Linked DNA regions of Mus musculus: all the other regions are linked to region 2. The links are chromatin loops, found by intact Hi-C in ENCODE. Cell type or tissue: left cerebral cortex. All regions are shown on one strand. Each heading gives the region's core, and the rest is flanking DNA. Links, peaks and the distances in the headings are about the cores only.

Region 1 (7,914 bases), core at 1,744-6,743, 84 kb after region 2:
TTTTCATTGGAGGAGGAAAAACCTAATGTGAGACAGCTATGGTTGTGTAAACCTCTTAAGTCAAGCCTGTAACTCCAGCTCAGGGGAACCTGAGGCCCTCTTCTGTCCTATACATTCAATCCATGGGCATACAGACAAACCAGTAGGTGCACGCATGCACGCACGCGAGTACACGTGCACGCGCACACACACACACACACACACACACACACACACACACACACACACACACACACACACACAATGTCAGATGAATCTGGAAATACTCAAAATGATGACCATGGGTAAAACTGACAGCTACAGAGGCTCTCAGGCAATCTGGAACAAACTGAATATTAAAATATATCTAAGGAGGCTGATGCAGGGAGATTGCTGAGAGTTTAGGCCACCAATGCGTGACTACACAGTGTATAGTAGGTAGCACAGTCTACAGAGTGAGACTTTTTCTGAAGGAAGAAGGGAAGAAGAGAAGGAGGGGATGTGCCAGGAGGGTTGTATTTGAAATCAGCCTTGAATACACAATGAGATGCTTGGTCAAAACAAATGTGAGCAGGAGCCTGCAATTCCGTGCAGAGGCAGAAGGATCAAGAGTTCAGTGCCTGAGATTCTGTCTTGAGAAATCACACCCAGGAGGCTGCAGAAATGGCTCAGTGGTTAAGAGCACATTCCACCTGTACAGAGGGCGATGATGGGTTCCCAGCCCCCACACTGTGTGCCTCACTGCTGTAACTCTAGCTCCATGGGATCCAAGGTCTGCTTATGACTTCCGCCGGTATTTGCATGGACATGAGTAAGCCCCAGACCTATGCACACTGACATAATTAAAAATAGAAACAAAATAAAAAATTTAAAAACTAACCAAAACCAAAGAAAACAAGTCAACAAATAGTAAATAGGGCACAGAAGTATAAATTGTTCAAAATTATCCAAAAAGCTGTACATGTTAAAGAGATTGAAACTGCTATAAAATTTTTCAGAAATTAAACTTATGATATAAATATTTTCACTAGTGAATTCTATTAAGTTTTGAGAAAGAACAGTAACCATACATAAATGCTTTCAAGACACAGAATAGGGCCACATTTCCAAACTCAGTTTACAAGACTAGCATAAGCCTAATACCAAACTCTACCAAAGTCACTATAAAGAAAGCTTCAGACCAATATCCCTTAAGTGCATAGAGAGAATGTTTTTGTTTGTTGAGATGTGGTTTCACTGTGTAGTTCTGGCTGTCCTAGAACTCATTCTGTAGACCAGGCTGGTCTCGAACTCAGAAATCTACCTGCCTCTGCCTCCAAAATGCTGGGATTAAAGGCTTGCGCCACCGCGTCTGGCAAGAAAAATTCTTAATAGAGTCAACTAAACTAGTAGCAGAATAAGGGAGCAGAGTTACAGATGACATTTTAGATTTTTAGAAGTGTTTAATTCAGGATTGGAAAGATGACTCAGCAGTTAAAAGTGCTCTTAGAGACTACTTGACTTCAGTTCCCAGTTCCCACCGTACTGGGAGACTCACAACTGCCTGTAAACTGCAGTTCTAAAGGTTCCAATTCCTCTTGTCTCTGACAGGACCTGTACTCGTGTGTACACACTTCCACAAGCGCATACATGCACATACTTATCTTTTTAAAAATCTTTAACTGAATTAAACACCTGCTTATAGATTTTTTTAAAATGGCTGGACGCCTGGGAATTAAAGGTAAACTGTTTAGTCTGGTAATGGCTATCTAGAGCCCCTAACTAGCACTGTGCTTGATGATCAGAGACTTAACACTAGCACTCCTGCCCCCATGTCACAAAACTGGGGACAAGGAAAAGATGTTCATCACATCGATTCAACATACTTTGAAGGTCAAAGTTATTAAAATAAAGCAAGAAAAAGACCAAAAGCAATCAAGAAAGAAGAAATCAGAGTCATAAAAACAAAGTCATAGGGGCTGTTATATAGCTTGATGGCTGACACATGCCAAGAAAAGGGAAAAGCTTAACCAAGTTTTAGAGGGAGACACTGAGATGGCTTGGTAGCTAACGGGGCTTGCCACCAAGCCTAACTACCAGAGCTCCAGTTCAAATCCTAAGAGGAGCCCAGGAGACAGGGTCCAGGCTGTCCTGGCATCTCCACAGGTGCACATAAACAAGTGCCTACAAATGAATTGTGTTAAGTTATGGAGGGAGCTGGATATGGTGCCTCATACCTGAAATGACAGACTGCAATGGCTGAGGCAGAGGGCTGTTTCAAGTTCAAGGCTAGCCTGAGCTTCAAGGTAAATCCCAGGCCAGCTAGGACCCTGTCTCAAAGAACAAAACAAAGAAACTCATGAGGGCTAGAGTGATTTATTTCATTCAAACCTCCCTCTCCTTCATGCCCGGGGGGAACATCAGGCAGAGTCAGAAGACCTCCTCCAGCAGAGAGCTGCTAGGGATATAGACTTGTTTTTTGACAATCCATCTGTAAAGTGGGTATGTGACTTTGCTTATCTTCCAGAAGCCTAAAATTTGTCAGTCTTTTGACCACTCCGTAGTAAAAAGCCTCAAACAATTCTTTATGACTATAAGATTCCTTCCACTTTGAATCAAACCAGTGAATATAATAGCTGCAGGCAAGGCAGGCTCTGTCCCCATGCAACATCTGAGAAGGTAGCTTCATTGCTGAACCAGAGGCAGAGTGTGCGTTGGAGTACTTTAATACGTTTTTATATTGCATATAAAGAACATAAGCATAAACCAGTAAGATGCCTGGCTGAAAACTACCTTCTTTGTGAAAGCAGGCTGTAATTCTGAACAAGTTTTCAATTTTCACACTGCTGCTAGGGTAAAACATTTTAAAGAGTTTAATTTTTTACAATGGATTCAATGACATGGGATTATCTAACAAAGTAATGGCTAATCAATAGAAGGTTTAGTTGTCAGGTGAAACATATAACACACTAAAAGGGATTGATTGCCAGGTCTCTCCTTATTTACTAGAAGGTATATATTTAAAATGACACAAACTTGTTACCAGGCTGCATTCTTTTAACCTTGCAAAAAGCTGTTTAAGAAATCTGTTCAACAGCCCTATAGCAAAACAAGATAAAGTATAATGAAAGTGTTTAGTGACTGGGGTACGGTAGGGAAACAGGGACCTTTAGATATACAGTAACAGCAAATCATGTCCCAAGCAAGAACATGGGCTGGAAAAATCAAAGTACCCAACAATTCCAGAGAGGCTGGCACTGGGCCTGCCGAGCGCCACCCAGATGGTGCGGCGTCCCGCTCAGGACACACAGCTCTAATGGAGTGGTTCCCAACTTTCTCATATTGTGGTGACCCCCAGCCATAAGATTATTTTTGCTGCTACTTCATAACTGTCATTTTGCTATTATTATGAACCATAATGCAAATATCTGATATGCAGGATCTCTGATATCCGACCCCTATGAAAGGCTTTCTAACTCCCACAGGGGCCACGAACCCCCACCGAGAACTGCTGCTCTGATTTCTTTCCATGGTGTTCAGAGGACAGATTTTTATTTTTTTTTTATAATGTGTGCAGCTGGGCACAATAGGAATTTTATCCCCCTTTCTTCTTTTTCTTTTTTAAAAATGGTACATCTAGATTAAGCATCGAACACAAAATGAATTGAGTCCATATGGACTCTGACCAGCATATAAGCTATTTCCTTTATAATTTATTCACAGTATCTCAACTCTCTATATGAAAATACACTTTTTATGGTCATTACAACCCAGGAGTTCAATAATATGTTTTCTACTAAGTCAGTGATTACACAATTTATCAAAGAATGATTACACTGAAATAAAAATAAAACAAAGCACTAACCCCCTATACGGTCTTCTTTCCTCAAAGTAATTTTAAGAAAGCTGGTTATTAAATTGCTTTTTTTTTGAAAAAGGGTTTTTGTAGCTAGACACAAATTGCTAGCCATGGTTTTTTTTTTTGTTTGTTTGTTTGTTCCCCCAGCCCCCTAAAAAAATGTTATTAGGCTCTGAAGAATCCAACAGACGTGGGAAGTTACAGAAAAAAACCACTTCATCAGATTCAGAAAGATCACTTTTGTCTTACTTAAGAGACCTACAATAATTACCTTTAGGATTTTTTACATAGACTATTTAAAATATGTACCATTTATTTATTTATTTCAAATGAGGTGCTTCTTCCAAAGTATTAAATAATGTCTACAAATGCAAAAGCATTTTTATAAATAGGTAATTAAAACAGATGACTAAAATTAAGTCAAGCTGCAAAACATTACCCAGAATGCACTGTGGTTAGTTTTTCTTTTTTTTTAATAAGCAAGCATCCCAGGCAGAATTTTTTTTTCTTTTTAATCCAAAGCCCAAAGCACTTCAGGAAGAAGAAAGAGGAGGTAGGAAGTTTCAAAGGGTAAAACATATATAATGAAACAATGCTGAACCCTAAAGTATTTACAAGAAGGTCCCTTAAGCATAGTTTGTCATGTTGCAATTACACCTTGCCTACTGCCAAGCCAAAGCGCTTACTATTGCCACTAGAGGGAGAAGTGTCTTAATAGAAAGCGAAGGAGGATAGGGAACCAGTTTCTTGAGCAATTATCAGAACAAAGCTCCCTTGGCTGTGTGTACCTTCTAATTACTCAGTACAATTAAAATGACTAACCTAAAACAAATACAAGAAAAAACTGCCTGCCTGATAGCAGGGACTTCATTAAACCTTTCCCCCTCATCAATCAAATCAGAAAGAAGAGAACACCGTCACACACGACACTGGAGCCGGGAAAGGAGGTGAATTCTGTGGGGTTCAATTCCTTTCATGCTTTTATAGAGAAGTGACTCCTGAAAAAGCAACATCAACAAACTGTCCTCCAAAGAACAGAGCCTGGCGACTTCTCCTCTTCTCCGTGGTGCCTGCCTGTGGCTTAGGAACTTCTGTGGCTGTTTTGTCAACAGACACTCTGATGTCACTTTCTGCACCTGTGCTGTGCATCTTCCGCCTACTTGCCCAACTGTAGAGGAGACAACGCCATCCCACTCTCCTTGGCTCTGTTAACGCTCTCCCTCCATGCTGATGTTTACAACAATGCAGGGATTTTTATCAGGGGAAAAGAAAATCTCAGGCAAGGAAAACAGTTACTTATTCCATCCAAAAGACGTATGTAGTTCCTTTTGTAAGGTCCAGTCATTAACAGAAGATGACAACAGAATCGTTTTTCTTTCCGCTGACAAATGTGACTTTTTTTTTCTTTTTCCAGCAGCATGCAAGGTGTTGAAGACCTGGCAGCTGTTACCTCCTGGGAGGAAGACACTTTTTATCCTCCCCTGACAGTTTAACTCCGTGGGTCAGCACCTCTACAGACTGCACGGTATCCTTGAAGAGGACTGAGGCCTGAATTACTGCTCCCTCCCTAATCAATGTAAACCCTCACTGCAGGTGAAGTCTCCATCTATAGAGGTGCACAGGGGAGGAAAATGTAACGCCCTGAGCCAGATGGTTTTTATCTTGTTTTTAGAGAATAAAGGAACAAGCTAACAAGGAGACAGCTACTTTGTTAGCTTCCTGGCCTCTCTCATGGCTTTGCATCCCCAGGGTTCCAGCTACACAAGAGAAAGAATACAGGAAAATGTAAACACGCAAAGAAATATAACTAGAGGGCTGGCAGCATGCTGCTTTCAAAGAGTTGAGAGCGCTCCACTCAATGCTTTATTTATCACTGCCCACGCTCTCAGGATGGTGAGTGCACACACATACACAAAGGGGGTGGAGGGCAGGAGAAGAATTAGGCAAAAGCCACAATTTACTCAATTACAGAGAAAGGGGGAGCTGACAGAGCCTATTAGCGCTAATGTGAGCAAAGAAGAGTTGCATGTGGCAATGCTACATTTTCAAACAGCAAAGAGGCCTCGCAAGTCCTTTGCCTCCATCACTCATGGTATAAAAACTATAAAAGAGAGACTGCGGTTTCCACACTTTAGGAGAATATAAGTAGAAAGGAAACTGTGTGTATATAGTATTTTTTTAAAGTTCACACCTAGTGCCAAATGATGACAAAAGGAGTTATATTTCTAGCCTTCTCCTTCACTAACTACTTTTGGTAATTTCTCCATTAAGTTTTGGAAGCGCTTTTATGGCAAAGTCTTCTTTTCTTTTGTGTTTTAAGAGGGGGTTTAAAGTAAAAGATTGCCATTATATCTGTTAAGTCACCAGTTAAACTATATGAGCATTGTGATAAGAAAAACATTATATTTAACAGATATAATTTTTACCTTGTGTTTGTTCTGTGAGTTGTTTTTCAAAGAATCTGCCCATTTTATCTAGCCAATTTTTGGCATAAAGTTATTTATATTTATATTGATATTCCATTATTCTTCTAATGTCTCTAAGAATTATAGCAATAACCCTTCTTTCAGCTCCTCCAATATTAAAATGGCTTTTCAAATTACCCATTTAGTAGCCATGTCCCAACAACAATGGCAATCCTTTGCCTGAGAATAATCTATATAAACTACAGTCTAGTTGTAACAATAATAGGTTGTTAGAATTCAAGTGAATTTTTTATATTTAAGGGTAAGAGATTCCTGAAAGCTTATCAGAAATATGTGCAGGTGAATTTCAACTTCAGAGATTGACCCCATGAAGCCACAGTCACTTTAGGCTGGCCTTGACATCCTTTTGTCTATAGATCTCGACACTAGACAAACAAAATAGCAAACGTTGTTTCCTTATTGTCAGATGCAACAGAGAAAAAGAGGAGTTTAAACAGCTTGTGTATTATGTACTACCTTAAAAAAAATCAGCAGCGGGGTAATCAAGTTCAGGGCGGTTGCGGACAGCTGCCCTGTGACCCGCTTCCATTGACCCCTGCTATTCATCACTCTTTCCCAAGATGGAGAGGGCAAGCTCCCAGGGAGTGACCACCACAATAGACAGACACAAGCCAACAGTAATCTGGTTCGAGCAAAAAACCAGATGGCGCTGCAATAAATTTACAAATCTGCATTCATGGGGCTGTTAAAACACCCAGAAGCTAAAAGGCTCTGAGGGCCCCAGGAGGATCGCCTACTTCCCCAATTCTAAAGGCTCCAAGAACACTGAGTTCATGCTCTTCACAAAGAGAATGGAGATAAAACCCTTTACAAAGAAGGGAGGGGGGAGCCTCATGACCTAATTAATCTCCAGAGCTTGGATCTCAACACTCAATGACAGATATTAGAAACATCATTCTGGAGGAATTGAGGGGGGGGGGGTGTAAATTAAAGAGGAAAGGGAGAAGCGAACCTGTTAAAACAGCAACGAGGAGAAAACATCAAATTTCTTTTAAGTACTGTACACAACAGATCTTCTTCCAAGTAGAAAATGATTCAATAATGTATGCATTTATTTTTAAAATGAATCAGATTAGTCCCATGTGTGACCTGCTGGTCCATCTGTATGTGCTGGACTTAATAGGCACGGTTTTCTCTCTTGCTTCAGTTTGAAGTATGAGAGAGATAAATTTAGTTTAATTTTCAACAGATCAGCCTATCCATTTTCCAAATGGACCATCTGGATCAGCCTATTAAAATTAATTTATAACTTTGCAGAGTGAAAATTCGTTTGTTAGCTTAAATAAAGTTGCCAAAACTTTTTGTTGTGTCATTGCTTTCTGACAGTCGCCTCTGTGCAGTGGACATAGCGCTTCCATCTCCAAGTTTACTTATGCAATATCGCTCTATTGATTTCGCATACAGATCTGGTGTCTATCTCCAAATAATTAAAACGAATCGTCTTGACATCAATTTGTTTGTTTTGAAAGCTTCCTGTATTGACTCAATTCTATTTAAAACAATTATTTTTATAAAAAAAAATTAGGAAACTGCCTATCTGAAAAGGAGTTAACATATAATAAATAAATAAATAATTGTGGCATGTTTTCATGTACTTTCTCTTTAGGATAA
Region 2 (7,914 bases), core at 954-5,953:
CTAAAATTGGCCCTTGGGGAGAGCAGGAGGGAGCCTGGGAGAAAGATGGGGTTGTGTTCCTTGGGGAGGAGGGGGCTCCCAAGACTGATAGGAACTCACAGGCCTCAGGAAGCTGACATTAACTACAAGTGGCTAGCCAGGGCTGGGTTAGAAGGACAGGAAGGCTGCTAGAGACCCGGAGGCTGAGCCACACGGGCAGACAGGGTAAGCTGAGGAGGTGAGACTGAAACAGAGTTGGTCACCCTCTGATCCTTGTCCCACTGCACTCCCTCAGCTAGAGATGAGCCACCTTGCCAGGTCCGAGGGTTCCTGTGGGTACCATGGGTCTCTGACCACTCTCTCTCAGTACAGTTATCAGGATGTCTGGAAACAACACACGGACACTTGTGCAGGGCTGTGCTGGGCTAGACTGGGCTGGACTGGACTGGGCTGGACTGGACTGGGCTGGGCTGGGCTGGGCTGGGCTGGACTGGGCTGGGCTGGGCTGGACTGGGCTGGGCTGGGCTGGGCTATGCTGGGCTGGGCTGGGCTATGCTGGGCTGGGCTGGGCTATGCTGGGCTGGGCTATGCTGGGCTGGGCTATGCTGGGCTGGGCTGTGCTGGGCTGTGCTGGGCTGGGCTATGCTGGGCTGGGCTGTGCTGTGCTGGGCTGTGCTGGGCTGGGCTGGGCTGGGCTGTGGGTGGAGTCTCACTAGGAGGTCCCCCATCCTGCACCTCCCTGGGTGGAGGCTCCAGTCTAAAGGAGCACAGTCCCCTCTGCTGCTCACATCCTGTTCTGTTAGGCACAAGGCCTGCCAATTTTATGCAGAAACTGATGATCAGACATGAACAGTGATTGGTCCAGTGCTCCACATAGATTGGGAGGTCTGGAACTAGGGACAGAAGGATGTGTATACCTGAGAGGCTGGGAGTGGTGAGCATGGTCCCTAGGGACCTGGCCTTTAGAGAGTGGGCAGAGCATTCTGCTCTAGGGTGTGAGCTCTCTCTCTCTCTCTCTCTCTCTCTCTCTCTCTCTCTGTGTGTGTGTGTGTGTGTGTGTGTGTTTTGATTTTTGGTTTTTCGAGACAGGGTTTCTCTGTATAGCCCTGGCTGTCCTGGAACTCACTTTGTAGACCAGACTGGCCTCAAACTCAGAAATCCACCTGCCTCTGTCTCCCAAGTGCTGGGGTTAAAGGCGTGCGCCCCCACGCCCGGCTTGTGTGTGTGTGTTTAAATGATTTTATTTTTATGTACATTTGTGAGCTGCCATGTGGGTGTTGGGAACTGAACCTGGATCCCCTGGAAGAGAAACCAGTGCTCTTAACTGCTGAGCTGTCTCTCTAGCCCCTGGGGTTATATTGTATTACATAGCAAAGGGGACATTATCTAACCATACAAGCCCCTTAAAAGGAGAGCTGCCTCTGGTTGGTGGCAGGTGGAAGGGCGGTGGACGAGAGATCTGAAGCATGAGCAGGAACTCTGGGGGCCTCAAGGAGCAGTGGTGCTGATGCAAGAAACAGTCCCCACAGCCATCAGGAACGGATGCTGCCAGCCACAAACGTGGGCATGCGAGGACTTTTTCTTTAGAGCCCTACTGGGATCCCAGGATAACCAGGACTCTCAATCCAGCCTGTGGGGCCCTAAGTAGCGAGCTCAGGCAACCTGACCTGAGTTTCTGCCCTGCACCACGGCTGTTGGAAAGGGCCAAGAGTGTGAACGTGTACTGTGTAGCAGTTAGAGGAGATGCACAAAGCCTAGGGGAGCCTTAGGAAGCTCCTGTAATGGTGAAGCTGGGGGAGGTGTGGAGACTCCACTCACACAGCTCCCTGCCCTCCAGATTTCCCAGGGCAATAATTGCTCCCAGTTTCCAGACTCTTCCGTCTCTTCTGCGGCTGATCATGGAATCAGATCCTTGTAAGCACTTCAGTGTGTGGCGTGTGCATCTGTGGAGCCTGGAACCTGGATGGAGTCGCTGTGAGCACTAACCAAGAGTTATACCCGTGCAGACAGCTTCTGCAGAAACTTCCAGCACACAGACATGAGCAAGCAGAGTGGTCTGATTGTGTGGCACCCTTCCCAAAAAAAGCGTGTCTCTCCTTCCCAAAATGGCATTTCAAAAATTTATTCATGGGACATGGATACCAAGAAAAAAGAAGTTTGGGGTCCCATGGGACTTGTTAGAAAGCTGGAAAGACCAGTTAATACTGAGCAAGCTATAAAAGGAGACTTGGGGAAGGGCCCTGAGCTACCTGTGCCACACACCTGGTTTATTTCAGCAGTTTTACCAAGCCCTACTTAGCTCAGCCCTACATGTGGATATGCAGTCTCCAGCTAGATTTTGTTTTGTTTTTGTTTTTTTGAGACAGGGTTTCTCTGTGTAGCCTCTGCTCACTTTGTAGACCAGGCTGGCCTTGAACTCAGAAATCCGCCTGCCTCTGCCTCCCAAGTGCTGGGATTAAGGGCACCACCACCGCCCAGCTCCATTTTACAGATGGAAAGCCTGAGTCCTGGGCTAGAAAGATGGTTCAGGGGTCAAGAGCATGTATTGCTCTATCAGGTCCCGGTCCCTGAGTTCAATTCCCAGTGCCCACACCAGGCAGCACACGACTGCCTAAAACCCTGGTTCCCAGGGATCCAAAGCCGCTGCCACTGCAGGCATCTGTGCTCGTACATGCCTGTACACAGACAGACACACATGTCCCAGAGAGGTTCTTTTTATTGTCCCAAGTCATGCAACATGTGTCAGAGATGAATGTCACTCAGGTCTCCGTGATTCCGCCCAGCTGATTCCCTTGTTCCGCTCCGCACAGATCTCACTGAGCCTTTTGTCTCCCCTCCTTTCCTCTCGTCCCTCAAATCTGCAGAGAGAGTTGACGCTGACTGCCCTGAAACCAGGGTTCAGTTTGGCTTTGAGACTGGGTTTCACTATGGTAGCCCCAGCTGCCTGTGAAATGAGAATTCAACACAGCCTCCTGAAGGTGGAGTCTTACAGGCTACCCCACCAGTCTGGCTCAAACCTGGGCTTTGATTCGTGAGTTTCCTGCTCTGAGAGAGAATGGCCAGTTGTGTACACCATCATGAAAGAAGGAGTAAAGGCAATGCCACCTCCTGAGGCCTGCCAGAGTGGAGCACACACACGGACAAACCAATATATGCCTGCTCCACCTAGACAGGGCCCTCGGAGTCCTGCCCTGCGACACTGACACGTCTTCTCCTAACTCCCAGCTCCTCGGGGCCTCTGATGGATCCTGTCTCATCCCTTTGACCTTCTTGACATTGTTTGGAATACTTTTAGTTCAGTTTGATCAGGGAATCTGAATTTGGTCAGCCCACCCTCCCTGCTGGCCAGTCAAACACCAAGTTGGGAAGGAATCAACCCTGAGCTGTGTGCTCTCAAGCAGTATAATGGGGACTCTCAGAAGGCCGTTCCAGAAAGAGAACCTTGAACCCTGGGACTGTCCCTCCTCCCTATGGGAACACCCCAGCTTCCCACCCCATAGGTTAAAGACTTGAAGCCCTACTCCACTGCTTTAGAGAATCAAGGCTCTGGTGTCTCAGGACCCCCCTGGCCCTCCTTACCAGAAGAGACCTACCTGGCCTGCCAAGGTCTCTAGGGAGGTGGCAGGTGATGGATGACTGACCCATATGCTCCGAGCCTGGCCTGCCTCAAGTTCAGCTCTCTTGTCCTCGCTCCTCCAGTTTTGAATAGACAAAGGAATTTTCTGGAATCTTGGTGCAAGGAGTGTTCCAAAAGCAGGGGCATGCAGAGCTCCCGGCTGCCCTCCGTCTGTCCTACGGGACGGGAATATCCAGGGCGGGGACAGCGAGCGCGTTTCCTGAGAGGCGCCGGCAGAGGGTGCGCGAGGACCGGCGAAGAGGTCCGCTGCTAAGCCGGGCGAGCTCTTGAGAGGAGGGCCAAGCCACGCTCCTCTAGGACCCGGGCGCTAGGGAAAGGGTCCGGCTCCTCGAGTGCAGGTCCCGCCCGGTGCAGACGCAGATCCACTCCCTTCTGAGGGCGGAGAGACCCTTGCAGCATCCGTCTGGAGTAGGGAGGGACTGAAGTGACCGAGGAGAGAATCGGGTGAGACTTCTTCTCAGACTCATCTCGGGTCAGGACTCCGTGCCTCAGTTTCCCCTTCAGGATTTCTGTTCTTGTTGATGGAAGCTATAACCTGGAAGAGCTATGAGGGAGATGACCGAGGACAATCTGGTTACCCTTTTCTTGGCGCAGCCATCTAAACACACTTCAGCGGTGAAAGAGATGGACGGAGACAGGAGAGAGTGGCCGAGGGACAGGCACGCTGGGCAGCCCGGGGTTGGGAGGGAGCCGAGAAGGACGGTCACAAGGGCTGGGGCGGGTCCCTATGAGCCTGAGGGACGTCTGCTGCTACCCTTCCGGGCCGCGTTCAGCACTGACTCCTTCGCTCCTCTAGTCCCCCAACTTCTCCCCCCCCCCCGCCCCCGCCCCCCCCCCCCCCCCAGCGGCGGTGATTTATGGCTGGGCCAGACCTGGCGACCTTGGACGGATAACTAATGACGGGTCAATAACGCTACAGAAAAAGTGAAGTGAGAGAGAGCCGAGGCCCATCCCTTCTGCCCCCTTCCCATCCTCCACTTGGTGTCATTACTGAAGCCTCCTTGCAAGGGTGGGAGGCTCCCCAAGGCCAAGACCTTGACAGGTCTGGTGGTTAAGCCAGCTGAAATGGGGGTGGGGTGAGACCTGAACACACTGCAGAAACCCCAAGGGGAGGGCCACTTGTGTGGGTCCTAGGAGGAAGTCAGTTTCTGAGAAAGTAAAGGCATTTGAAATTGCTCCAGGCACGCCAGAAGGAGCCTTGGGAGGAAGGCTGTGCGGTAGTCAGCTGGCCCCACTTCTCCCTGTCTCTTTTCTTCGGCCAGTTCTCTATGTCCTCTCGCTCCTTTCCTCACCAGCTCCCAGGATGTCAGTGTTTGCTTCTGTTTTCCAGACACTTTGCCCGGGGTGGGAGTGGGGGTGGGGGTGGGGGTGGGGGTTTCCTGTTTGCATGAGAACTGGGGTGGCTGGGCATCTGAACTCATGTCTGCATTATCTGGGGAATGGACCAGTGCCTCCTTTTCTTAAATCTGCCAACTTCTTCGACCCTGTTTGAGATGCCCAGCTCCCACTTTATTTTAGAGCCCTGGGTGGATGTAAACAATCCAGACCTGCCTCGAGTTCCTGCCTCTCAAACAGCAGGCAAAGGCAGAGCCTAGGTGCCAATGTGGGCTTTTCTGTCTCCTGCCTGTGTGGGGACACCTTGAAGGGCTCTCACTGAGGACGCAGCAGAGGGAGATTCTGAGGCCTGCCATCTGACTCAATGCTTTAAACCATAATCTCCCCACTCCTCCACCCCAGGGTCCTGGTCCTTCCCCTGCTGGCTCCCCCTTAACTGTTGTCAGCTCTGACTCCAAAGAAGATACCCAAAGACACAGAGACAAGAACATTCTGCATCTAGATTAAACCTGTTAAACCCACAGAACTGCCTTGGACGTGCAGGGCAGTGGGAGTGGCCTCGTGCCTGAGGGTGCCAGACAGTCTCTGTGTCACAGGTGGACTCCTGTGGGAACATCTATCAAGGCATTTACAGATTCATTCAGTGGACCAAGAGCACATGGATGGATGCCCTGTGCTGGAGGAGCAGGGGCCACACCGAGGAGTCCGAAGGACAGCTATGTAAAGGGAGTGGCAAAGGCATCGACACAGGAGGCAGTGGTCCTAAATGTCCACCCATCCCTTATTCCACCTCCAGCCTTTTCCCTTTTCTAAGCCACAGGCACCACTTACTGCTCTCCAAACCTCTGTGCCACCTCATCCTGAAAACCTCAGGGGTCCCAGCTCCAGGTTTAGCTGCTTAATATTCAAGGTCCATCAAAACATAGGATACCCTGTTTAAAAGTTATAAGGAGTTTCGTGATGGAGATAGCAGAACTAACATAGCAGGCTCGAGCTTCTTGGGATTGCACAGGGTGTCCGTGAAGTGAGCCCTGCTTGCCTTCCATCCAGTGACATGATGCTGTACTCTCTCTCAGTCCTCCTGAGCCCCCTGCTACAGAACCTGGGAAAACCTTCCTCTTGTCGCTGGTACCACTCACCTGGACTCCAAGCCCCACCCCCTAACCCTGCTTCTCCCTACATGCCTCTGCTGCTATATCTCTTGCTTGGAACTCAATTCCTCTAGAAAATTCCCTCCTTCGGCCGTCTCCTCCAGGAAGGCTCTTGATTTTCCACATAATAAACGACGCATTGGGTCAAAGCACAAATCACTCTCACGTTCACTCATAGCCATTTGTCTGGCCCCTCCAGCAAGCCTAGCGTTTTAGATGACGGGATGGTGCCCTATTCATCATCAGAGCTCTGCCAGTGCCAGCTGACACCTGCATGGCGGGGGCTCAGTTAATATTTGTTGATGCGGCTGCGGACATCTTCTGCCTGTGTGTTCAGGTTTGGACTCCTGTATACTGAGCAGCCTGCCAGGCCTGTGTACAGGCACACACATCTCTGCTGTACGCGTCCAGATGTCGGTACCGTGTGTGTGCAGTCATACAAGGAACACACGCACACTGCAATCTAAGTGTGTTCTCTTCCATCCCCCTTTTAAGATGGGGTCTCTTCTGTATCTCTGGCTGACTTTGAACTTGATAAGTAGCTGAGGGTGACCTTGAACCTCTGACCTTGCTCCTTTACTTCCCAAGTGCAAGGATTACAGACCTGTGCCAGCATCCTAGTTTATGCAGTTTTAGAGTTCAAACCCAGGGCTTCAGGCTTGCCAGGAAAGCACATACTAGACCAACTAAATGACATCCCAGACTCTTTCCTGTTTTGCTTGTTTGTTTCAATTGGGTCTGGCTAAAGCATAGGTTGCCTGGAACTCTCCACCCTCCTGCCTCAGTTTCTTTAGTGCTAGTAATAGAGGTGCGCACCACCACTCCTAGCTTGTAAACCGTCTCTGCAGGAATGTGCACGAATCCGAGGGGCGTGGGTACGTGTGGCTCTAAGCTTGAGTTTATGCTGATAGCTATGTACCCAGATCCATGAGGCAGTAAAGGACGTGTGTGTGCCTGGCCCTGCGAGGTTGGGGTTGTGCCTGGACAAGAGCCGCAGGTGCACCGTGCAAGGACACAGGCGGCTGGCGCGTGTGCAGGCCATGTGTGTGCACAGCTGCGTGTCCTGGCAGGCGGGACGCCCCGTGCGCCCCCTGCGCCCGCTGAGCGCGCTGCTTTGTTCCTCCGCCGCGGGCGGCCGCGTGGTCTCCCCGCTCCCGGCTCGGGCGTCTCCGTCGGCCGGGATTGGCAGCGGGCGGCCGCAGCGCGGCTCCCTCCCCGGCGGGCGGAGTCGGATCGGCTCCCGTTACCGGCGCGGGTGGGTGGGGGTGGGGCGGGGGGGGGGGGCGCCAGGCCATCCATCTTCTGTTATTACAGCGTAATGGGGCTGCTCGGGCGCCCGCCCATTTGTCATCGGCCTCGTTCGCTGATAACCGGCATTTGTCATCACTTTCCTCTGCCAATGTCATCAGCACTGCTGACAGCGGGAGGGGGGCACACGCACATGGGCCTGCTGGACACGCGTTCGTGCATATACACATTAACACATGAAACTTGTGGGGGGGCAATGAACCCTGTGTGTGTGTGGGGGGGGGGGCACATGCATCTCTCTGTATGTATGTGGACCAGAACTCCTGAGAGATGGCTATGTAACAGCCTGTGCAGAAAGGGCCTCGTCAAGCAGATGTTCCCAGCTGCAGATCTTTTTTCGCAGCCTTGGGGGTGGGGGCACGCAGGTGGCTTCTGCCAGCTCCCTTTGTGGACTTGCCTGACACCCCCACGGGCTCTACTGACCTGCAGGTGGCCACCAGCAGTTACCAAAATGTCACAATCAGGCCCCCTGGGATTCTTAGACCCAAGGACTTGGGGAGAGGC
Region 3 (7,914 bases), core at 1,744-6,743, 260 kb after region 2:
CAGTCGGGTGCTCTTACCTGCTGAGCCATCTCACCAGCCCCTCATTCTTTTACTTAACCATATTTTCTACATCTTACAGATGAGGGAACTAGGGTCTGAGTTGATTAAGGGTAGTATTTCTTTTCCTTTCTCTCTCTCTCTCTCCCTCTCTCTCTCTCTCTCTCTCTCTCTCTCTCTCTCTCTCTTTCTCCCCTTTCTCCTTCCCTCCCTCCTTCTCAAAGAACAGTTCTGATCTAGGATGGGTTTCCATTGCCACTGGGAGCCCCTCTGTGGGTCTGTGCTGATGTCTGTGCTCCCTCCTTAGTGTTGAGTGTCCCAAGCACAACCTCTTCACAGGCATCCACTCATCAAACTCAGCCATCCTTAGTAAGCTGGTCCTCTGGCTCCACAGAGCAACTTGGGAGGAATAAGCAAGGCTTTTGCTCCATACTATGTGGCAGGAGAGAGGCAACACAACCTATTTGAGCACATTTGGGCACAGGGACAGCTGTGTGTTTACACATTGGTTCTGTTACCTGTCATCCGTGTCACCTTATTCAAACCATTAGCCACTCAGAGCCTCATGGAGGTAGCAATGCTTTCCTTTGGCTGGTGTGTGCTTAGCATGAAGAAGGCTCTTCGTTCAATCCCCCAAATGAACAATAATGTATTTTTTTTTAAGATTTAATATGTTCAGAGGGGAAAGAACTAAAGAGAAAAATAATACTCTCTAGAGCTGTAGGGATTAAAGACTATGAATACAAAGTTCCTGGTGTAACATCTGATCCAAAGGTGATATACACTATCATTATGAAATAGAAAGAAATCAGATGCCCCCCAGAGTGGCTAGGATGGAACAGCCTGACAACCAGACAGCACTGACTGCTGGGACAGGAAGGTCACTACAGACCAGTGCTAGCAGTACTTAAGAGTGAGCACAAGCAGCCAGGTGATGGTGGCCATGCCTTTAATCCCAGCACCTCCCAGGCAGAGGCAGGTGGATCTCTGAGTTCGAGGCCAGCCTGCTCTACAGAGTGAGTTCCAGGACAGCCAGGATTACACAGAGAAACCCTGTCTCAAAAAAACAAAACCCAAACAAAGACTCAAAGAGTGAGCACATGTATGTTTTACCCCCAAGCAAATGTGCTCCTGGGAAATGCAAGTTTGTCGTCCAGCAAAAGTCCAAGAATGTTTAAAATAGAAACCAGTCAGTCTGGGGTAGTCCAGTTTCTCCATCAACCACAAAGCCAAGGAGAAAGATACAAGAATACAGGTAAGCCTCCCAGGTGCGTGAAACAATGTGTGGAGTGTGGCAGGAGAAAGGACACCAGGCCGGCCAACCTGAGATGACACCAGCAAGACGCTCACTGCACATCAGCCAAGAGGCTGTTTAACTGGGCACCACAACACCTGCATGAAAGAGAGAAGAAAATGAAGCCTGGGCACAGGAAAGATGGCTCAGTGCTGGGTTAAGAGCTGCTCTTCCAGAGGACCTGAGTTCAATTCCCAGCAACCTCATGGTGGCTCACAACCATCTCTAATGAGTTCTGATGCCTTCTTCTGGCAGGCAGTTGTACATACAGATAGAGCACTCATATACATAAAATAAACCAATAAATCAGGAGAAGGAGAAGGAAGAAGAGGAGGAGGAAGAGAAGAAGGAGCAGCAGCTAGTGAGAGATACATGGTTGGAAGAGCAACCAAAATAAGTAAATATTGCTATCCAGAAACAGCTCTTTATCCCAGAGCTGGGAGAGGCCGTCCCTACAGGCCTGGCTAGGAGTAGGACTGATTTTGACTCTTTGGGAGAGATGGAGTAGGGTAGTTATAAGATCTATTGATAGATCTGATATCTTCAGTGAAAAGTACTCGTTCTAGAATAGAAAAGAGTGTAGGACAGATTTAGTATTTTCTGTGGGTCTGACTTTAGGACTGGTTTTAGGTCATCTCATAGATTCCTGAAATTATTTGTACTGAATGTGATTAAGTCACGAAGACGGCAGTGGCAGTGGATGCCTTTAATCCCAGCTCAGCAGAGGCAGAGGCGGAGGCAGAGGCAGAGGAGGCAGAGGCAGAGGCAGAGGCAGAGGCAGAGGCAGAGGCAGAGGCAGAGGCAGAGGCAGAGGCAGAGGCAGAGGCAGAGGCAGAGGCAGAGGCAGAGGCAGAGGCAGAGGCAGAGGCAGAGGCAGAGGCAGAGGCAGAGGCAGAGGCAATCTCTGTGAGTTCAAGGTCAGCCTGGTCTACAGAGGAAGTTTTAGAACAGCCAGGGCTACACAGAGAAACCCTGTCTCAAAAAACAAAACAAAACAAAACAAAACAAAACAAAACAAAACAAAACAAAACAAAACAAAACAAAACAAAACACCACTTAGGGGCTGGAGAGATGGTTCAGTGGTTAAGAGCATAGGCTGCTCTTTCAGAGGTCATGAGTTCAATTCCCAGCAACCACATGGTGCCTCGCAGCCATCTATATGGGGATATGATGCCCTCTTCAGTCAGGCAGATATATATGCAGCCAAACACTCATACATTAAATAAATAAAGTTTAAAAAAAATTTTAAAAATAAATAAAATAAATAAAAACCCACTAAGTTCTTATTAGGTGGTAGTTTTTATATGCTACAATCAGTGACTACTACATCCTTGCAGGATACATATCATCACCGCAATTATGAGGCCCCCTCAAGAAGTAGGTTGCTACACAGGTGAGATCTATACCCCATATGGAGTCAAGTCTTTCTGCTCACCTTACAGGCCTCTTTACGTGTGAGAGACTAGAAATGATGCAAGCAGATACTGTACAGCTGAGGTCGGGGGATTCATGTCCGGAGGATGCTCTCCAGTCTGGGATCTTTATTTACTCCACTGGAGGATATTCTCTAACCCGGTGCCCACTTCCCTTCATGGCACATGGGACCACCTCCAGAGGGACATTTACCAGCTGTGTCCTAAAGGCCTGTCTTCGATGAGCCCATTAGAAGTGAATGGGAGGGCTGGTGAGATGGCTCAGTGGGTAAGAGCACCTGATTGTTCTTCCAAAGGTCCCGAGTTCAAATCCCAGCAACCACATGGTGGCTCACAACCACCCGTAATGAGATCTGACTCCTTCTTCTGGAGTGTCTGAAGACAGCTACAGTGTACTTACATATAATAAATGGATAAATCTTTAAAAAAAAAAAAAAAAAGTGAATGGGAGTAGTGCTTGTAGTTGATTAATCCAGCTCAAGGCTTGGCACATGGTGGCTTCCCGCTGACTTTGCTAAGTGAATGAACACATGACCAAATGCACACACATTACTACACGCACACCCTCAAATATACAGAACCCATCTTAGGACGCCTCCTCCACCTACCCACATGTTGCCTCTCTGAATTTGCTATTATTTCCACATACCAGTATAGAGTCAGTCACCTCTACTAGGGAGTATTCATGACACACACAGCTCGTGGACCACTGTGAACAGCTGCATCTGTTGGGCATGGCTGAGAGTACAGATGTGTAACATGCTGAGCATGTGGATGTATGAGTGGGTGGGTGTGAGCACCTACATAGGTTCATGTGTGTTGGTGTGTATGAACAAGCACATCTGGGCGACTGAATAAAGATGAAATGCACAAAGTGAGTTCCAGGACAGCCAGAGCCATACAGAGAAATCCTGTCTCGAAAAACCAAAAACCAAACCAAACCAAAACAAAAAAAATAAAAAAAGGATGAAATGCATGTCCACATACATTTTCAGGTAAACCTAGGTCTCTATAAACACTCCTTACACTATTAAAATATGGATAAGTAGCCGGGCGTGGTGGCACACGCCTTTAATCCCAGCACTCGGGAGGCAGAGGCAGGCAGATTTCTGAGTTTGAGGTCAGCCTGGTCTACAAAGTGAGTTCCAGGACAGCCAGGGCTACACAGAAAAACCCTGTCTCAAAAAGTCAAAAGTCAAAAAAAAAAAAAAAAAAAAAAAAAAAAAAGAAAAAAGAAAAAGGATAAGTTGTGATTGGAGAGATGGCTAAGCAGTTAAGAGACCTGGGGGCTTTTGCATAGGACCTAGGTTCAATACCCAGGACCTACATAGCAGCTCACAGACACCTGTAAACCCAGTTGCAGGGGATCTAATGTCCTCTTCTGGCCTCTGTGGAGACCAGATACATATGATTCCCATGCATACCTCCAAGCAAATACTCAGACACATAAATATACACAAAATAAAAACTATAGAAAAACTTCATGGGGGCTCTGTTCCAATTCCTCGTCTCTATACCAGATCCTTTTAAAGACGTTTTCCCCGTCTCCTTATTTTTCTGCAGTCCAGGGAGGTTTGGAAAGAAAAGGATGGGGTGAGAGGAGGGGAAGATGTCTCCTTCCAGTCATTTCTGTTCCCATCATCCTGGCCATTGCTCCACTTCCCTTTCCTCACCACATCCAGGAGGAAGCAAAACTATACCCATTGTGTCTTTCCCCTGGGGAATGGGGACCCAGGACCCATAGGCCTTCCTGGCTTGCGGATCACCCAAACTTGCCACCTCTCTGTCCCTGATTCATAAACTGGTCACTGGGGCTCAGTGCTCTTCCTGGTCCCCTTCCCTCTTCTTTCTATTCAGGTGCCTTAAGTGGTGCTGTGAAGCCTGCCTCCAGCCGCTGTCCCCAGTTCCCTTTCCTCTAGGCCTGGCAGGGCGTCCCCAGGGCCCTGTTCTTGGACATCATTTCTCTGGGAGAGGATCTCAGAGATGATCTGCATCCTTGAGACTTAGCCATCTTCCCCAGGGTGGAGCCCTCTCCTGGGCAAACTCGGTCACTGCCACAGCTTCTCGATTCTGAGAGGTGGGGCGTTCTCCTCCAGGAGCCGGCTTTTCTTCCCTGATGCCTGAGAATCTTGCTAATAGGTCCTCTCAGGGTCTCTTCCCCTAGACCACGGCTGTGCATGGACGTAGTTTTTGCTCGCCCTTCTCAACTTACCCTCTGTCGGACTCTCCCCTGGCAGTTCAGCTGCTGCGTGTTTCCTGCACCGTTCCTTTAGACAGGCTTCGGAGAAGCCACTCAAGAGCCTCCACAGCTCCTGGGAGCTTGTTTTTACAATATCACCTGCTCCCACCATAGCTAGGTTTACTACACCCGTCTGTTCCAGGAGATAGGTCCAAATCTTTAAAGGCTATTGGCCTTTACTGATCCCCAGTGTCTGTTCCTAACACAACCCCCTGTACTCCCTTAGAGACCCAGACTTTCCACCTGGGGCTCTGCATGCCTCTTCGGCAGCCACAGGGTCCTTGCTTTAAAGTGTGTTTCCTTCTCCTCACCTGTCTAATCCCTTCTCCTTCTAAAATCTACTCTGATGCCAGTTCTCAACCCAGAACAACCTCACTGAGCTACTAAACCAGGCCCCCCCCATCCCCCCCCCCCTCACACACACACACACACACACACACACACACACACACACACACACACACACACACCCTCCCGCTCCTGAATGGGCTCACAATGCCAGGGACGCCTCCCCGAGGATTTCGCTACACTTGTACTTTGATGTTGATGAGATTCTTGCGTTTAGTCTCTGGCTCGCTAGAGAATTGTGAGCTGAGGAGTCTATTTTTATGCATCATTGAATTCACAGGGCAGTGTCTGCTGTCTCCCAGCCTTTGATAAATATTTGAGGGCTGAACGACCAGCAGGATTAGACTGGACAAGGGAAGAATTTCCCCCCCTAAACCAGGTGCTAGACGCGCAGCAGCTGAGTTCTTTCAGCACGTTCCTCACCTGCTCAAGAGCTTTCTGTGATGGACTGAAGAGATTACTCAGCAGTTAGGCGTTCCACAGGACCCCAATTTGGGTCTCAGAAGTCACATGGTGGCTAACTCACAACCATCTGTAACTCCAGTTCCAGGAGATCTGTTGCCCAATCCCAGCCTCCTCAGGCACTGTATGCAGTGGTGTATATACACAAATTGGAACTCATACACATAGAAATTAAAAAACTAGACGGGTTTTTGTGGGAAGGTGGTATAAACCTTTAATCCCAGCACCCCGGAGGCAGAGGCAAGTAGATCTCTGTGAGTTCCTGGACAGGCAGGATTACACAGAGAAACAATGTCTCAAAACAAAGCAAGGCTGCAGAGAAACAATGTCTCAAAACAAGAGTAGACCAGATGTATGTATGTATGTATGTATGTATGTATGTATGTATGTATGTATGTATTATTTTACTTATTTACTTTGTTCTTTACATCCTGCCCACTGCCCCCTCCGTAATCCTTTCCCCATCCCCCTTTCCCTTCTCCTCTGAGCAGGTATAGCTCTCTCCCCCCAGTCCCTGCCCCTAAAGGAGCTTTTAATGAGAGACTGAGAGAGTAAGAGGAGGTAAAATAGCCCCAGTGTACTATGTGCATGCATGGAAGTGTTGCCAGGAGACATCATCATCATCACCATCACCATCATTATCACCATCACCATCATTATCAAACCCAAGGCTTTGCTTGTTGTTGAGACAAGGTCTTGCTATGTAATCCAGGCTAACCTTGAACTCTTAGTCCTCCTACCTCAGCCTCCCAAAAGCCAAGATTAAACGCATGAGCTACCACACGTGGCTTTAAAATGTTTTCTTATTGTTCTGGTCTGTGCTGTGTTTTGTTTTTCTGAGTCAAGTCTCATGTATCCTGGCCTAGTCTCAAACTTGATACACAGCTGAGGACGACCGCGAATCTCTGATTCTCCTGTCTCTATCTGCTGACATCTGTGATTACAGATGTGAGTCATCATGCTGCCTAGTTTATTCATGCCGGGGATTGAACCCAAGGCTTTAACCCACACATTTTGTTAACTGAGATTCAGTTCCAGCCTCTTCCTCTCTTTTATTCATTACACATTATGATCATGTGTGTGTGTGTGTACATGTGAATGTGAGTTGAAGGTGTGTGTGTGTGTGTGCCAACATGCATGTGTGGCGGTCAGAGGACACAGTTAAGAGTCATTTCTCTCCTTCTGCGGGGTTTCCCAGGGGTCTAATGCAGGTCATCAAGCTTGTGCAGAAAGGGTTTTAACTTGCTGGACCACCTCATTTTCTAACCTCCGTTTTTCTAAAGGATTTTCTGAGGCTGGGTATGACCCCATAAATGAAGGCTCAGGTCCTTTTAGATTTTTTTCAGTCTCTCCAAACAGATTTTCTTCCTTTCTTTCTCTCCTTTCCCCTGCTTAGGGGCATTTTAACATTTTATCTATTGAGTGCGTGCTTATGTAATGGATGGTTATGTGAGATCAGAGGAGAACTTGTGTGTGGGGGGGAATTGGTTCTTTCCTTCCATGTGTTAGTTTATCAGGCTCTGCACCAGGCACCTTTCCCTCGTTGAGCTATATCACCAACTCTGTTTGAGACAGGTTTCAAGTAGCCCAGGTTGCCCTTGAACTCCCTAAGCAGTTGCCAATGACCAAGAACTCCCGACCCTCCTGTCACCACATCTGGCATGTTCTTTTCTCTCACTGGTCTTTGCTTCCAAAACTCAGCAGCCCATAAATACATCTTGATTACTATGACCTTTATGCCATTCTTTCTACCTGGAAGAACTCTCATTTCCTCTTAATCTTCCCTTAGATTCCACTCTTCCTTGGAGGCTAAGACTAAGTCCCTCTAAGGCAAAGCTTTGCCGCTTGCTCATCAGAGACTTGCTGAGCTCTCAAGATCTGCACTTTGTTCAAAACATCAGAGACTGCTAACCTTGCTTGTTTTGCAGTAGAGTTGAAGCAGTCCCACTCCCAGCCCCAGGGCTGTCAGCCTTGAAGGATCACAGTGACCAGCCAGAGTCTGAGCAACTGCTAAAAGCAAGTCTCCCAGATGCTGGCATCAGTCATGACTCCTTTTTTTTTTTTTTTTTTTTTTTTTTGAGACAGGGTTTCTCTGTATAGCCCTGGCTGTCCTGGAACTCACTTTGTAGACCAGGCTGGCC

What was found. A loop is a pair of places that touch in the nucleus more often than their neighbours do. Peaks named below come from ENCODE experiments on the same cell type or tissue, not always from the same donor. Only the 100,000 strongest peaks of a DNase experiment are listed, where the experiment ranks them.
Region 1: it touches region 2 in a loop (2.3-fold over the local background); 3 of 42 quality-filtered maps call a loop at or near these places.
Region 3: it touches region 2 in a loop (2.5-fold over the local background); 7 of 42 quality-filtered maps call a loop at or near these places.

Annotation. Positions count from the first base shown.
Region 1 is chr19:45,457,943-45,465,856 of GRCm38, reverse strand. All of the region lies in intron 3 of Btrc (beta-transducin repeat containing protein), which reads right to left. Among named protein-coding and RNA genes, the nearest start is that of Gm19639, 82 kb to the left of the region's middle. In left cerebral cortex, for the core only: a CTCF peak has its summit at 4,503 (motif pointing right); a DNase peak (open chromatin) is centred at 4,952.
Region 2 is chr19:45,541,110-45,549,023 of GRCm38, reverse strand. It overlaps Gm41856 (a long non-coding RNA gene), which reads left to right and starts at 3,991. Exons shown (of 2, transcript XR_001782646.2): 1 at 3,991-4,060; 2 at 5,354-6,258. It overlaps Gm19639 (a long non-coding RNA gene), which reads right to left and starts at 5,363. Exons shown (of 2, transcript XR_386758.2): 1 at 3,573-5,363; 2 at 2,678-2,923. In left cerebral cortex, for the core only: a CTCF peak has its summit at 3,824; DNase peaks (open chromatin) are centred at 3,846 and 4,739; H3K4me3 peaks cover 563 bases.
Region 3 is chr19:45,280,356-45,288,269 of GRCm38, reverse strand. No RefSeq gene overlaps it. Among named protein-coding and RNA genes, the nearest start is that of Gm29595, 19 kb to the left of the region's middle. In left cerebral cortex, for the core only: a CTCF peak has its summit at 4,778 (motif pointing left); DNase peaks (open chromatin) are centred at 4,772 and 6,715.